Regions from separate parts of the Homo sapiens genome. Here region 2 is linked to region 1. A link is an interaction called in ENCODE POLR2A ChIA-PET data of the cell type or tissue named here. Cell type or tissue: PC-9. All regions are shown on one strand. Each heading gives the region's core, and the rest is flanking DNA. Links, peaks and the distances in the headings are about the cores only.

Region 1 (8,331 bases), core at 77-8,076:
CATCAGTAGGTTGGTGGAGTTGACGTAGAGTTTTTTTTTTTTTTTGAGACAGTGTCTTGCTCTGTTGCCCAGGCTGGAGTGCAGTGACGTGACCTCGGCTCACTGCAACCTCTACCTCCTGGATTCAAGTGATTCTCCTGCCTCAGCCACCTGAGTAGCTGGGATTACAGGCATGTACCACCAAGGCCGGCTAATTTTTGTATTTTTAGTAGAGATGGCGTTTTGCCTTGTTGGCCAAGCTGATCTCGATCTCCTGACCCTCAAGTGATCTGGCTGCCTTGGCCTCCCAAAGTGCTGGGATTATAGACGTTAGAGTTTACAGACGTGAGCCACTGTGCCTGACCTCTTTTTTTTTTTTTTAAGACGGAGTCTCACTCTGTCGCCCAAGTTGGAGTGCTGTGGCGTGATCTCAGCTCACTGCAACCTCCACCTCCTGGGTTCAAGAGATTCTCCTGCCTCAGCCTCCCAAGTAGCTGGGATTACAGGTGCCCGCCACCATGCCTGGCTGGTTTAGTATTTTTAGTAGAGACAGGTTTTTACCATGTTGGCCAGGCTGGTCTTGAAATCCTGACCTCAGATGACCCTCCTGCTTCTGCCTCCCAAAGTGCTGGGATTACAGGCATGAGCCACCATGCCCGGCCTTTTTCTTTTTTTTTTTTTTTTTTAAGAGACAAGGTCGGCTGGGTGTGGTGGCTCACACCTGTAATCCCAGCACTTTGGGAAGCCGAGGCGGGTGGATCACTTGAGGTCAGGAGTTCAAGACTAGCCTGGCGAACATACGGTGAAACCAGTCTCTACTAAAAATACAAAAAATTAGCCGGGCGTGGTAGTGGGTGCCTGTAATCCCAGCTACTTGGGAGGCTGAGGCAGGAGAATTGCTTGAACCCACGAGGCGGAGGTTGCCGTGAGCTGAGATTGCGCCATTGCACTCCAGCCTCAGTGACAGAGTGAGACTCGGCTCAAAAAAAAAAATAAAGAGACAACATCTAACTCTGTTACTTAGGCTCAAACTCTTGGGCTCAAGCTATCCTCCTGCCTCAGCCTCTCAAAAGTGCCGAGATTACAGGAGTGAACCCCTGCACCTGGCTTTTTTTTTTTGAGACGGAAGTTTGCCCTTGTTGCCCAGGCTGGAGTGCAGTGGCGCAATCTCGGCTCACCGCAACCTCCGCTTCCTGGGTTGAAGTGATTCTCCTTCCTCAGCCTCCCGAGTAGCAGGGATTACAGGCATGCGCTACCACACCCAGCTAATTTTTTTTGTAATTTTAGTAGAGATGGGATTTGTCCATGTTGGTCAGTCTGATCTTGAGCTCCTGACCTCAGGTGATCCGCCTGCCTCAGCCTCCCAAAGTGCTGGGATTATAGGCGTGAGCTGAAACCGTGCCCAGCATTTTTTTTTTTTTCAAGAGATGGGGTCTTACTATGTTACTCAGGCTTGTCTCGAACTCCTGGGCTCACATGATCCTCCCATCTCAGCCTCCCAAAGTGTGGATTTACAGGTGTGAGCCACCGTGCCCATTTAGGTAGATGTCTAAGCTGCCTCCCAGCTCTGATCTTTTATGGCTCTATTATTTTATATGTTCTTATTCCTTTCTTTTCAATGCCCAGGTATTATCCATGCAGCAGAAGAGAAGGACTGGAAAACTGCGTACTCATACTTCTATGAGGCATTTGAGGGTTATGACTCCATCGACAGCCCCAAGGCCATCACATCTCTGAAGTACATGTTGCTGTGCAAAATCATGCTCAACACGTAGGTGCACCTTAACTCTGGACTACAAGAACTCAGATCCTTCAGCAAGTCTGTTTGCCATGGCAGAGATGGCCTGAGCAGGGAGTTTGGCCAGTTACAGAAACAGCAGCAGCTGCGGCCTCTAGGGCTGGCTAAGGTAGAGCGGGAGGATCAAAAGTGGTCCAGAAAACTTTCGCTTGCTAGTCTTTCAGAATCAGGCAGACATTTTAGAAATCCCCTTCCCAGCTCCTCTTGGAGAATTCTCCTCATCCTTTAAATATTCTGTCCTCATAGGTGCAGAGCACAGGACAGAGGGTCAGGAAATAGCTTACAGATCAGCCAGTAACAGCCAACTGAGCCACCCAGAATGAGGAAGGAAGGGTTAAGGAGAGGTTTGAAAAAGTGGACAACAAAAGTATGACAGACCTACTTATAAAGAAGTCTACAGAATTATTCAATTCTTTTGGGAATAAATGAAATATTGACTAAGAACTCTCTCTGGATCTTTGGATTACATAAGGGCTATGTTTTAATAATACCTGTTACACTGGGATTTGACTTAAACTTATAGTTCTGCTTGTTGTGTCTATTGCTTTTGGTAGGTTCAGTTCAGCTTTCTAACATTGGAGTTTTTCTACTCTTCAGGCTGAGCTGTGACCCAGAGTGGAGAAAACCTAGCTTTTGCAATGTGATGGGCATATGGGTTTAGGGGTTGGGCTGATTGTCTGTGTGGGCAGAGTCTTTATTACAATGGAATTCTGTTAAAAAGAAATTTGCCCAAACCTTCCTTTAGAAGCATAACATCTGCAGCAATTGACCAAGTATGTCTTTTTTTCTAGCCCAGAAGATGTCCAGGCTTTGGTGAGCGGGAAGCTTGCACTTCGGTATGCAGGGAGGCAGGTAGGGACTCCCTTGACTGCAGTTCTGCTCACTCTGAGACCAGCATGTTTTCAGAGTCACAACGTTTGATGAGACCAGCACTCTTCAGATCTTCATACTACTCTCTTCCTTCTGCCCCACTCACTTCCTTCCCTTAAGCCCATTCAGTGTGTTTCCCAGACTGTTAAATTCTTGGCCTGGAAAGTCAGCGTTTGGTGCTCTTATGGACATCACGTTGTTTGAGGGACTTAGGGAACTGAACTGTAGCATTTGCAGTGAGTTAGTTTGCATTTGGCTTTGACCAGAAGATTTATCTACCACGAGTCTGAGTTGTGAATTTAACATAGGCAGGGTATGAAATCTTAGATTCTCCAGGTTAGGAGCCTGGTAAGGTCTGGTGCATATGTGCTTTAGAGAGGTCTGATTGCTTGGTGCAGAAACTAGGTTTTGAGATTTACTTCTGTGCTTCTCAGATCAGTACCTTTCTACTCGTGCTTTGAATTTTGGGTGTGGTGCAAAAAGAGGCCCTTTTTTTTTTTTTGTTACCTTAATGCCCAAGTAGGTATGAGTGTGACTTCTGAGAGCAGACAGTTAGGACCTACGCAAAGATGACGTCTAGACTGTCTCCTCTTTGTATTTTGCTTGATTATCACTAGTAAAGTAAGTGTAATCTTTCTGGATTTCAACTGCAGTGGTCTCTAAACACAGACTGATTGGCTGTCTATATAATCTCACTGTATCTCTGGAGGAGTGGCCACATAGATGATTTCTTCCCTCTCTACAAGTGGCCCTAATTGGCTTTTTTTTTTTTTTTGAGTTGGAGTCTCATTCTTTCATTCAGGCTGGAGTGCAGTGGCGTATCTCGGCTCACTGCATCCTCCTCCTCCCAGTTTGAAGTGATTCTCCTGTCTCAGCCTCCCGAGTAGCTGGGATTACAGGCATCCGCCACTATGCCCGGCTAATTTTTTGTAGTAGAGACAGGGTTTTGCCATCTTGGCCAGGCTGTCCCAAACTCCTAACCTCAAGTGATCCGCCCACCTCAACCTCCAAAAGTGCTGGGATTGTAGGTGTGAGCCACTGCATCCAGCCACGCATCTTCCAGTATAGTAATAACCGGTACTCTTGAGGTCAAAACCAGGAGCTGACCTGAAACTTTTGCTGATAAAAAGCCAATTAGGGGCTGGACGTGGTGGCTCATGCCTGTAATCCCAGCACTTTGGGCGGCTGAGGTGGGCGGATCACTTGAGGTCAGCAGTTTGAGAGCAGCCTGGCCAATGTGGCAAAATCCCAGCTCTATTAAAAATACAAAAATTAGCCGGGCATGGTAGTGCATTGGTGGCTGTAATCCCAGCTACTCAGGAGGCTGAGGCAGGAGAATCACTTCAAACGGGGAGTGGAAGTTGCAGTAAGCCAAGATAGCACCACTGTACTCTAACCTGGGCGACAGAGTGAGACTCTGTCTTAAAAAATAATAAATAAGAAAGATGCACTACTCTCACTATAACTAGAGTTGAGGAGACAGGCTCAGGGACATCCAAGTGTTCAGGGCAAGGTCAGGTAGCTAATCAATGGTGGAGCTAGACTTTGAATTAGGGTCATTGGCTCTAAGTTCCAGGCTTTTCTCATTTTGACACTTTTTTCTGTCTATAGGACAAATGCTGGAGACAAACACACTAATGATTAGCCTTGCACCATGTAGTCTACTGTATAAGACACACTGTTCTTATATAAGCATGTAGGCTGATAAAAGAGCAGCTTCTCTTAGTCCCTTGCGCCTTTGATGTTAGCTTTTAAGCAGGAGATAGGCTAATCTCCCAGAAAGATGAGTGTTGCAGATTTTTTGCTGAGTGGAGACTTAATAGCTTGGTCAGGTGCCTTTTTTAACCATGTTAGAAGTTGTTCTCAACTATTGATTATACCTTCATCACTCTGTGGGGTCTTAACATTTGGTGTAATATGTTAATGCCGCAACCTTTTTTTGAGACGGATTCTTTTTCTATCACCCAGCTGCAGTGCAGTGGCATGATCTTGGCTCACTGCAACCTCTGCCTCCTGGGTTCTAGCAATTCTCCTGCCTCAGCCTCCCAAGTAGCTGGGATTACAGGCGTCCACCACTATGCCCGGCTAAGTAGAGAAGGGAGTTTCACCATGTTGGCCAGGCTGGTCTCGAACTCCTGAACCTCAAGTGATCTGCCCACCTCGGCCTCCCAAAGTGGTGGGATTACAGGTGTGAGCCACTGTGCCTGGCCTTGATGCCTCAGTGTTAATGAGGTAGACCTTGTTCAGTGCCTTGTTCCAAACCTAGCAGAATGAATCTTGATAAAGCACAGATATAATAGGGTCTAAGGGCAAGAAGGAGTTTGGGTGGATGTGGCGATAACAAGCCTTGGAGGAAGGGAGAAGAAATCACAGTTCTCTTGTCATTTTTCCTTTTAGCTTGTCATCTCTAGAGAATGCTATATTAGGGTCGGTCTGTTTGGAAAATTTCTGTTTCCTAGTATTATTAAGTCATTTCAGGTTTCAAAGGGAAACAGGTTGGCATATAGTGGTATTCAGTACTTGCGGCTCTTCTTCCCGGGCGTCTGAAGAAGAACGATGGTGGGGCGGGTTCTTCCTTTTGGCAGAAGTTGTGTGGACACAGCATACTGCTTATGAGACTTGGGTAAATGTTAGTGTGCAGAATAAATCGCTTTCATGGTTTGTCTCTTTATTCTCAGACAGAAGCATTAAAATGCGTGGCTCAGGCTAGCAAGAACAGATCACTGGCAGATTTTGAAAAGGTGAGTATGATATTGGGTTGGTATGGAATGTGAGTGGAAGAGAGGGACGTTTAAGTACTTCAAAACACACTTTTAAAAATAATTATAGTTTCAAAAGAAGTTGCAAATGATTCCATGTATCCTTCACCTAGGACAGTATTAAAACCAGGAAATAGTTAAGCACTTTGTACAATGAAACTTACTGAGTTGATATAAAATATATATTATTTATACATAATACCTTTCTATTTCAAAAGTTCTTTCTGTCCTTTTTTCACTTTGATTTTTCACAACACACCTATTTATTATCTGCATTTTATGGTTAAGGGAACTGGGATTCAGGAGGACACTCAAAGTCACACAGCATAGGGTCAGAGTTTGACTCTAGGCCTAGTGCTTGTTCCACATGACACAGTTGTAGGCATTCCTTCAGCTCCAGAAATGCCAGGTCTGCTCCTCTGTGGACAGAAGGGAAGTCTTGATGTGCGTACTTGGACCCAAAGAAACGTCCTCAGGGTGATGATCTAGGCTTTCTTTAACCCTGGTGCATTTTGCTCATTGTTTGGGAGTTTTGAAAAGGGAGAAAAGCCTGTCTGGGCATTAGGGTGAGAATTATATAGTCTTTCCTGAACCTCTCTCCTTTTAGTCTGAGTATAATGATCAACTTAATAAAAACAAAACCTAGATCCAGAGAGAAAAACTTAGTGTGGATGGAGACTAGACCATGTGGCTTTGACTGTCCCTGAGATTCACCATCTTCCTGGAGGGCTCTTGCCAATTCCTATTGCGTCTTACTTGGCATGATTCGCCTGCTTCCCTTAACACCTTGTAGCACAGCTGACATGAGGCTGGGATGTTGAGACCATTACTGATGGTCCAGTAAATCACACACATGAATACTTGGTCTAGATCATTTTATCCCAATGTCTGAGATGTTTGATGGGACACTTTTATTCCAAATAGTTCCTTGGAAGAAGGATTCTGTGATTAGATATTTGGGAAATACTAGGGCTAAACAAAATACTAGGGCTAATAATAATTAAAACACCTAATTTTGCTTAATCATTGCAGAGCCATGTTATGCTGATGGTCCTCATAAAACTCCCAAGAGCTAGTTGTGGAATTCAGCATTTCCTATTCTTTAACCTCAATGTTCTTTTTTTCCCCCCCATGGAGACCCTATTTATTCTGTAGAATACATGCTGAGAAATGCTTGTGTAGCTAATTTGGTTCATGAGCTGAGTTGCTCTTGGGGCTTACATGGTTTGAGCTGTTCACCTGAAGCCTGCAGACAGAAAGATGGTCCCTAGGGTGACTCCACCTTTTTGTTCTATTTTGTATTTTTTTTTTCTCTTAGAGACTACCATAAAATAGCATTTTTAAAAATTTATTTTTAGAGATGGAGGCTCTCTGTGTTGCCCAAGCTGGACTTGAACTCTTGGGCTCCAGCAGTCCTCCCACATGAGCCTCCCGAGTGACTGGGACTCCAGGTGCGTGCCACCAAGCCAAACTTCCCTTTCAGTTCTTGACATTCCTTTTCTGCTTTGTATCATGCATCTCCCCAGATCTCCCCTAACTTCATTCAACCATGTAGTTTTATAAGGGCCAGCAGACTATCTAGGAAGCAGGAGTAGCATGACTTTAAAGTGATTCTCTGTGCCAATCTCTGCAACTGGTTCCTTTGGCAGGCTCTGACAGATTACCGGGCAGAGCTCCGGGATGACCCAATCATCAGCACACACTTGGCCAAGTTGTATGATAACTTACTAGAACAGAATCTGATCCGAGTCATTGAGCCTTTTTCCAGAGTACAGGTGAGAACCCTCTGGGGACTCCATTTCTGGCCAGGCATTCTCACTGTAGCCACCTCCCTTCCACACCTGTCCAGAATGGGAACTCACTTCTAGGGGTGTGCCTGGTGGGCAAGAGGCCACCAAGAGCTTGGGCCTCTGTTGATAAAATGAACAAAAATCGAGGAGAGAGATGCTGTGGGTAGAGGCATGTGGGTTGCCCCTGCATGTGTTCTGAGCAGTTTCCTCCTCGCTTTTAGTCACTGCATGTGTTGTACCTGTTTTCTGTATTGGGTGTGTGGGATAAGAGTCTGTTTATTGTGTGTAGCAGTGAAGGGCAGGCAGATGGGCAGAGAACAAGAGACTTAAGCACGGCCAAGGAGGGTCTTACATTAGAATTTTGAGAAATACAGCAGTTCTCCCCCTGTTCCCTCCCTTCTCTTATTGGAGGCAAAAGTAAAACTTTCAGTGTTGGTGTCTCTCTGCCTTTCCTTTTAGATTGAACACATATCTAGTCTCATCAAACTCTCCAAGGTAAGGAGTCTTAAGGCCATCTGCAGGGAGGAATGGGACGGGGTGGCGAGGAGGGGTGGCACATGCACCTGATTGGCCTCATTGGAAAGCTCCCCAGCTTCTCAGTGGGGAATGGGCAGTGTGGACTAGAGTAGGAGTTGCATTGTTGCTATTTTGTTTTCAGTCCATTTGGCCTAAGACCCCTCCAACAAAGCTACTGTGTCAGGGTGATCTCTGACTAGTGGATACTGGTCCCTTTAATCATGTGCTTTGATTTTAGGCCGACGTGGAAAGGAAATTATCACAGATGATTCTTGACAAGAAATTTCATGGTAAGTAACAGTCACACAGGCAAGGGGGCTGGTGGTGGTGATGAGATGGTTGAAGAAGTTTATTTTCAAAGAAGATGTTCTATTTGTTTCCCCCGATGGTTCACCCTGGGGTCCTGGCCCCTCTTCCCTGTGATGAGAATGTGTAATAAGCATGTGTACATGGAATAGGGAGATGAATTCTATTTCCCTTCTTTTCTGGACACAGTGAGTCAACTAGGGAGTGGGCTGCTTCACAAACACTTTTGTGTCTAACCTCATCTTTTACCTGGGTTGCCCTTGTGTTTCTTGCAGGGATTTTGGACCAGGGGGAGGGTGTCCTGATTATTTTC
Region 2 (8,331 bases), core at 94-8,093, 120 kb before region 1:
AGTGCTTCTCAAACTTGAGCATGCATTAGCATTTCCAGAAAGGCTTGATAGTCTAGGCAAAATACTTTGACATCTACTTCAGCAAAATGGCTTGCTGAAGAAACCAAGACTGGCAGGGATATTACATTATTGGCAAAAGTTACCCAGATCTGAAGATTAGAAGCGCTTATGTAGCAAAACAATATAATGAAAAAAAATCCCAGATTTTCAGTGTGTTGCAATAAACATGTTAAAGTGCCTCAGGGCTGGGCATGGTGGCTCACCTCTGTAACCCAGCACTTTAGGACACTGAGGTGGGTGGATCCCTTGAGTTCAGGAGTTTGAGAGCAGCCTGGGGAACATAACAAAACTACCTCGCCACAGAAAATACAAAAATTAGCCAGGCATGGCGGCACGCACCTGTAGTCCCAGTTACTTGGGAGGCTGAGGTGGGAGGGTGGCTTGAGCTTGGGAGGCGGAGGTTGCAGTGAACTGAGATAATGGCACTGTACTCCTGCTTGGGTGGCAGAGTGAGACCCTGTCTTAAAAAAAAAAAAAAGTAAAATGCCTCACGTAACTCATTAGTTACAAGTGATACTGATTGCAAATGTAACTTTTCTAGTTTGTAACCAGAGGCTTGTCTCAAGATCTATACTTAGAAAATTTGCTATTCTAATTATTATTATTATTATTATTATTATTATTATTATTATTATTTTTTTTTTTTTTTGAGACAGAATCTCGCTCTCTTGCCCAGGCTAGAGTGCCGTGGCACGGTCTCGGCTCACTGTAACCTCTGCCTCCCGTGTTCAAGCGATTCTTCTGCCTCAGCCTCCTGAGTAGCTGGGATTACAGGCACGTGCCACCATGCCCGGCTAATTTTTGTATTTTTAGTAGAGATGGGGTTTCACCATGTTGGTCAGGCTGGTCTCGAACTCTTGACCTCGTGATCCGCCCGCCTCGGCCTCCCAAAGTGCTGGGATTACAGGCGTGAGCCGCCCCACCTGACTTTTTATTTTTTATTTATTTTTTTTGGAGACAGTCTCTCAGTATCTGCCCAGGCTGGAGTGCTCACTGCAACCTCTGCCTCCCAGGTTCAAGTGATTCTCATGCCTCAGCCTGTCGAGTGACTGGGATTATGGGTGTGCACCACCACGCCCTGCTAATTTTTTTTTTGTTTTTTTTGAGGGACTCTCCCTCTCACGCAGGCTGGATTGCAGTGGTGTGACCTCTGCTCACTTCAAGTGATTCTGCCTCCTCAGCCTCCCCAGTAGCTGGGATTACAGGCAGACCCCACCACACCCGACTAATTTTTTGTATTTTTAGTCGGGACAGGGTTTTGCCACGTTGGCCAGGCTGGTCTCAAACTCCTGACCTCAGGTGATCCACCCGTCTTGGCCTCCCAAGTGCTGGGATTACAGATGTGAGCCACCTCGCCTGGCTATATTCTAATTCTTAATATGAGGCTGTTTCATAATCTTTACTTAATTCACACTTGAAACATCCCTGATTTGGATAGGACTACTAGTTACTGCTAATAATTGAAGTAATCAAGATTATATGGTAAACTTGAAAGAATGTTTATTGAATGCTTACTGTATGTTAGACATCTCGCCAAGTGTTTTTTATATACAGTATTTAATCCTAAAAACAACTCTAGAAGTTAGCTATTATATAGGTGAAGTAAACTGAGGCTTAGAAGTTCACTGACATGCTTAATGTCACAGAGCTAGTGAATGGCAAAACTGGGAATTGGCTCTACATGGCCTCACTATAGAACATTTATTCTTTATACTAAGCAGTCTTTGATTAACTTGGAATTATTCTTAAAAAAGACTTTTATCTAATGGAAATTGTTGTTGTTAGGTACATAAAGAAACAATAGATGCCGTACCAAATGCAATACCTGGAAGAACAGACATAGAGTTGGAAATATATGGTATGGAAGGTATTCCAGAAAAAGACATGGATGAAAGACGACGACTTCTTGAACAGAAAACACAAGGTAAATATTGGGATAAGTTTTATTTTATTTATTTATTTTTTTTAATTTTTTTTTTTTTGAGACAGAGGCTTACTCTGTCCAGCCGAGGCTGGAGTACAGTGGTGTGATCTGGGCTCTCTGCATCTTCTGCCTCCGGGGTTTAAGTGATTGTTTGTTTGTTTTTTTCTTTTTTGAGGTGGAGTCTTGCTCTGTTGCCAGGCTGGAGTGCAGTAGCATGATCTCGGCTCATTGCACTGCAACCTCTGCTTCCCAGGTTCAAGCCATTCTCTTGACTTGGCCTCCTGAGTAGCTGGCACTACAGGCATGCACTACCACGCCCGGCTAGTTTTTGTGTTTTTAGTAGATACGGGGTTTTACCATGTTGGTCAGGCTGGTCTCGAACTCCAGACCCTAAGTGGTGATTTGCCCACTTTTGCCTCGCAAAGTGCTGGGATTACAGGCGCAAGCCACCACACCCAGCTGATTTTTGTTTGTTTTTGTTTTTGTTTTGAGATGGAGTCTCACTCTGTTGCCCAGGCTGGAGTGCAGAGGTGCGATCTCGGCTTACCACAACCTCCGCTTCCCAGGTTCAAGCAATTCTCCTGCCTCAGCCTTCGGAGTAGCTGGGATTAGAGGTGTGTGCCACCACACCTGGCTAATTTTTGTGTTTTTAGTAGAGACAGGGTTTCACCATGTTGGTCAGGCTGGTCTTGAACTCCTGACCTCGTGATCTGCCCGCCTCGGCCTCCCAAAGTGCTGGGATTACAGATGTGAGTCACCACACCTGGCCTAGTTTTTATATTTTTTAGTAGAAACGGGGTTTCACCATGTTGGTCAGGCTGGTCTCAAACTCCTGACCTCAAGCAATCTACCTGCTGAGGCCTCCCTAAGTGCTGGGATTACAGGTGTGAGCCACCATCTCTCTCCCCTTGTGATAATATTCTTTTTTCAGCCTCACTTAAGCCCAGAGTTAGTATTTTCAATTATAAATTTAATGGTAGGGTAGTTGGAGTGGCTCACACCTGTAATCCCAGCACTATGGGCAGGCAGTGCAGGAAAATTGCTTGAGCCCAGAAATTGGGAGACCAACCTAGGCAATAGAGAATGACACCCTGTCTTTACAAAAAAAAAATACAAAAATTAGCCGGGTGTGGTGGCACATGCCTATAGTCTAAGCTGAGGTGGGAGGATCTCTTGAGCCCAAGGGGTTGAGGCTTCAGTGAGCTGTGAATTCTCCAGTCTGGGCAACAGAGTGAGATCCTATTTAGATAAATCGATTGATTGATCACTTGATAGATAGATAAAATTGAATGGTAGATGATAGATTTATTTGGAATTTAAAATTTGAGCTCTGTTTTTGAAGACATACTTGATTTGTATATATGCAGTACCATTTGGATCATTCCATTTTCTTATATTATTATTCATAATTGAATTCCAAATAGAATTAGCAAGTGTTAAGGCATATGAAAATGAAGGACTCCTATAATTTCAGTGCTTTAGGTAGCTGAGGCCGTAGGATCACTTGAGGCCAAAAGTTCAAGACCTCACCTTTACCCCCCCCCCAAAAAAAAAAAAAAAAAGCCCAGTGTGGTGGCATGTGTCTGCAGTCCCAGCTACTTGGGAGACTGTGGCGGGAGGATCGCTTCAGCCCAGGAGTTTGAGAGTGCAGTGAGCTGCAGTCGTGCCACTGCTGTACAGCCTGCATCGCAGAGCAAGACTTTACTAAAAATTTAAAAGAAAAAATACTGATTTAGGATAATCATTTTACCTTTCATAGGACAGGGAAAGAACGTTAATCTTGTTTAATATAGGGCGAAAACACATTTGAAGAACATAGAGCAGTATTAATTGAATTTTTGGGGAAGAAAAATCTCATGAAGTAATTTTACCCATATATGTATTTTTAAATATTGAATGTTGTAAATAAACTTTCTTAGTTTTTACTCTATGGAAATAATTTTTTTTTTTTAACAGAAAGTCAAAAAAAGAAGCAACAAGATGATTCTGATGAATATGATGATGACGACTCTGCAGCCTCAACTTCATTTCAGCCACAGCCTGTTCAACCTCAGCAAGGTTATATTCCTCCAATGGCACAGCCAGGACTGCCACCAGTACCAGGAGCACCAGGAATGCCTCCAGGTAGCACATAGGATTGCTTAAAATCTAACATTTTTAGGACATTATTGATATTGTATCGAAGTATTACTTTCTTCCCTCTAACTCTTTAATATTTGTTATTATTTTGATTGAAATTCTTGCTTGTAGGCATACCTCCATTAATGCCAGGTGTTCCTCCTCTGATGCCAGGAATGCCACCAGTTATGCCAGGCATGCCACCTGGGTAAGAAAATTCTTTTAATTGCCCTGTAGGCTTGTGCCTAGTAATGATCTTTTTCAATTTGGATGTTATATGAATGAAATGTTACTTTCCATTTTTTGCTTCTAGAAGGTATGGGCTCTATATATCTTGTCTAATAAAGGGATCAACCAGTAAATTTAAGGAATATAAATTTGCCTCTGAGTAATAGATTTTTGGGTTTTAGGGTATATGTAAGCAACCATCTACTTCAATTGCATTTACTGTGATTAAAGTAGTTGGTTATTTATAGATTTGCGTTTCTGAGATTCAGAATTATCTGTGACACTTTGTAGTTGTGACAAGAAGCAGAGAAACTCTGTAAATGATTTATTTGTCAAAGCATCAAAACTAAAATGAATATGAGGTGCTTGTGCCCATCACTTTTACTTAAATATTGTTGGATGTGAGAGGTATACAATACACTTTCCCACTGTATTTTGAAAATCACAGTTAGATTTTGATTTTGTCATACATTTTCACAGATTGCATCATCAGAGAAAATACACCCAGTCATTTTGCGGTGAAAACATGTAAGCATCTCATTCATAATGTAATTCAGGAGGTATAATCATACTGTCATTTTTTTATGTGTGTGTTTAATGGTATCTATTCAGTTGACTTCAGAAATTTTCTAACCTTCCTCACTAAAACTTGCAAGCTAATTAACACAGGTCTCTTAAAGAAGGAAAATAAAACATCTTTTAGGAAACGGTAATAGACCCATATAAACATACTTCAAATGTGCAGTGATTTTCTCCAAACTATTGAAAGTAATGGGACCTGTTAATAAGGGTTAGTATTTAAGAAAGACTATATTCTATGAAATTACATGCTTTATTATTATAGGATGTAATGGAATTTTCTAATCTATTAATAGAAGTTAATCTTCTGATAAAAATTTTAAATCAAGAACTGAATTTACCCACAAAAATTTAAAAAATTTGAAAGAAAATTGACCAATTTATCATTTTTTAAGTGAATTGGACACTGATATTTGAAGGTGAGCTCTTTTAGGGGAAAAAATAAGTGGGTTGTGTTTTTAAGTCATGGTTTAGTGGTAGGTAGTTATTGTAAATAGGCCATCTGGTTTTACTTTTGAGTGTCTTTAATTTTGGTGGTAGTATTTCCTTTCTCTAAAAAAAAAAAGTGTGTGTGTGTGTGTGTGTGTGTGTATATGTATGTATTTGACACAGGGTCTCTTACTCTGTCGCCCAGACTACAGTGCAGTGGCGCAGTCACAGCTTACTGCAGCCTTGACCTCCTGGGCTCAAGTGATCCTCCCACCTCAGCCCTCTGAGTATCTGGGACTACAGGCGCACACTACTGCACCCAGCTAATGTTTAAAATTTTTGCTTTTTTAAAAAGTTATGGTCTCACTTTTTGCCCAGCCTGGTTTGAACTCCTGAGTTCAAGCAGTCCTTGAGCCTTGGCCTCTCAAAACTTCTGGGATTATAGGCATGAGCTGCTGCACCTAGCCAAATAAAAAATCTCATTTCACAGGGTACATTCATTCAATCTTTTTCTTTTCAAAATCCAACACAACTCTGAAATAGAGATTTCTTCTTTTTCTTTAATACTCTGTGGATATTTTCCAAGTGGAAAAAGTGGTGAATTTGCTTTCCCATTACACATATTTTAGATGAGGCCTCTTGTACATATTGAGAGTATATTTGTTCTCAAATGACTTTAAATGTTTTGTCAACATTTTTTTTTTATTGGTAAACCAAAGAGTTTGCTGGGTTTTAGACAATTTATTTTGATAGGATTGTTACAGTGTGTTGTGTGTTCTTTCAGCTTTGATTCATTTCAGTATTAGAGGTCAGATTCAAGTCTTCTATCTAGTGTTGTTTCAGGCTTTAGCCAGAATATTTTTTAATGGTTTATGCTGTTCATTAACTTACTGTTTCTTGAAATTTGCTTTCTAATAGAATGATGCCAATGGGTGGAATGATGCCACCTGGACCAGGAATACCACCTCTGATGCCTGGAATGCCACCAGGTATATGTTAGATAATTTCATTTTAATATGATGTACAGGCTTTATTTCTAAGTTTTTTTAGACGTCTGTGGGCATTAGTATAATGAAATTTAAAAATTTTTGAAAGTTGCAAGTTCCTGTGAGAAGTGTTATATGGACCCTTTTTTAAAAAATGTATTTTGGTAGATATCTCGGCTCACTGCAACCTCTGCCTCACAGGTTCAGGCGATTCTTCTGCCTCAGCCTCCTGAGTAGCTGGGATTACAGGCGCCTGCTACCACACCTGGCTAATTTTTGTGTATTTAGTAGAGACGGGGTTTTACCATGTTGACCAGGTTGGTCTTGAACTTCTGACCTCAGGTGATCCACCCACCTTGGCCTCCCAAAGTGCTGGGATTACAGGTGTGAGCCACCACGCCTGGCTGGCCCTTTCTTGAAGTTTGAAATAGATGATAGGTTTCAAAGCAGCCAAAGTGAGTCACGGCCTATGTGCTGAATCTCACATACTTAGAGCGCTTGTATTTGTTAGGAATGTTTTAGACAAGTAATAGAGAAATCCAACAAACTTTTTTTTTTTTTTTTTTTTTTTTTTTTGAGATGGAATCTCGCTCTGTCACCCAGGCTGGAGCATGATCTCGGCTCACTGCAACCTCTGCTTCCGGGGTTCAAGTGATTCTCCTGCCTCAGCCTCCCGAGTAGCTGGGAGTACAGGCGCCCACTACCACGCCTGGCTCATTTTTGTATTTTTAGTAGAGATGGGGTTTCGCCATGTCGGCCAGCTGGTCTCAAACTCCTGACCTCAGGTTATCCGCCTGCCTTGGCCTCCCGAAGTGCTGGGATTACAGGCGTGAGCCACTGTGCCCAGCCCCAACAAACTGTATTAAACGGTGTAGGCATTCATTGTCTCAGTCAACAAAAAAGTGGTAGATTCAGTGGCTCAATGATATTTATTAACCCATGCTTTTTTTGACTTTGCTCACCTTAGCTTTTTTTCCTCAGAAATGTCATTTGGTTATAAGACAGCTCAGACAAGAAGGGGTGTCGGTTGTAGTGCACTCTCCATTTTCTTTTCTTCTTTTTTTTTTTTGAGACAGGGTGTTGGTCTGATACTCGTGCTGATGTGCCGTGGCACGATCATAGCTCACTGCAGCCGCAGCCTCCCAAAGTGCTGGGATTACAGGTGTGAGTGAGCCTCAGCACCTGGCCTCCTTTTTCTTCTATTTGGAACCAAAATAACTTTCCCAGAAGCTCTTTAGCTCCTTACGTATTATGCTGTGAGGGAACCTGGGAAATTAAGTATATAGAATTTGGCCTATAAAGCAGGAAATACAGCACAAGGAAAGGGATTTGGTTGGCCAGCAAGATGTGCCACACGAGGCTATTAGTTGTTTTTTTTTCTTTTTTTTTTTTTTGAGATGGAGTTTTGCTCTGTTGCCCAGGCTGGAGAGCAGTGGTGTGATTTCAGCTCACCACAACATCCGCCTCCTGGGTTCAAGCGATTTTCTCCTGCCTCAGCCTCCTGAGTAGCTGGGATTACAGGAGTGTGCCACCCCACCCGACAAATTGTTGTATTTTTAATAGAGATGGGGTTTCACCATGTTGGTCAGGCTGGTCTCGAACTCCTGATCTCGTGATCCATCTGCCTCGGCCTCCCAAAGTGCTGGGATTATAGTCGTGAGCCACTGTGCCCGGCCCTAGCCTGCGTTTTATGTTGGTGTGTTTGCAATCCATAGCATATTTAGAGTACTGAAATGATAGTTGATGTAAATGGACACAGGAAAAATAAAGCATCAACAAACTATGAATAATTGCCAGGCAGTTCCATATACATTATGTTGTGGTACATATTTAGGTATTTAAAAGAATACAGAATAATAATTGATGTTCATTTGAGAATGTGAAGTCATTAAAAGTTTTGTCATGTTGAGGAAGTTTAAAGTATGTAGTAGTGATGTGTTTAACTTTGGAAAAGTTTTTATTGTTCATGATATTTGATTCATCAGTTTTTACTGTAATTTGCACTAG

The links. ChIA-PET counts read pairs that join two places held together with the same protein. Peaks named below come from ENCODE experiments on the same cell type or tissue, not always from the same donor. Only the 100,000 strongest peaks of a DNase experiment are listed, where the experiment ranks them.
Region 2: POLR2A ChIA-PET joins it to region 1 with 5 read pairs; 7 of 35 experiments call an interaction of 5 or more read pairs at or near these places.

The regions. Positions count from the first base shown.
Region 1 is chr17:32,472,196-32,480,526 of GRCh38, forward strand. It overlaps PSMD11 (proteasome 26S subunit, non-ATPase 11), which reads left to right. Exons shown (of 14, transcript NM_002815.4): 7 at 1,606-1,750; 8 at 2,569-2,629; 9 at 5,326-5,388; 10 at 7,056-7,181; 11 at 7,656-7,691; 12 at 7,951-8,002; 13 at 8,294-8,331. Among named protein-coding and RNA genes, the nearest start is that of CDK5R1, 11 kb to the right of the region's middle. In PC-9, for the core only: no CTCF peak of the experiment used is centred there; no DNase peak of the experiment used is centred there.
Region 2 is chr17:32,356,658-32,364,988 of GRCh38, forward strand. It overlaps ZNF207 (zinc finger protein 207), which reads left to right. Exons shown (of 12, transcript NM_001098507.2): 3 at 1,846-1,984; 4 at 3,941-4,108; 5 at 4,235-4,310; 6 at 4,811-4,858; 7 at 6,257-6,327. Among named protein-coding and RNA genes, the nearest start is that of ZNF207, 11 kb to the left of the region's middle. RefSeq lists a silencer at 1,020-1,220. In PC-9, for the core only: no CTCF peak of the experiment used is centred there; no DNase peak of the experiment used is centred there; H3K27ac peaks cover 657 bases.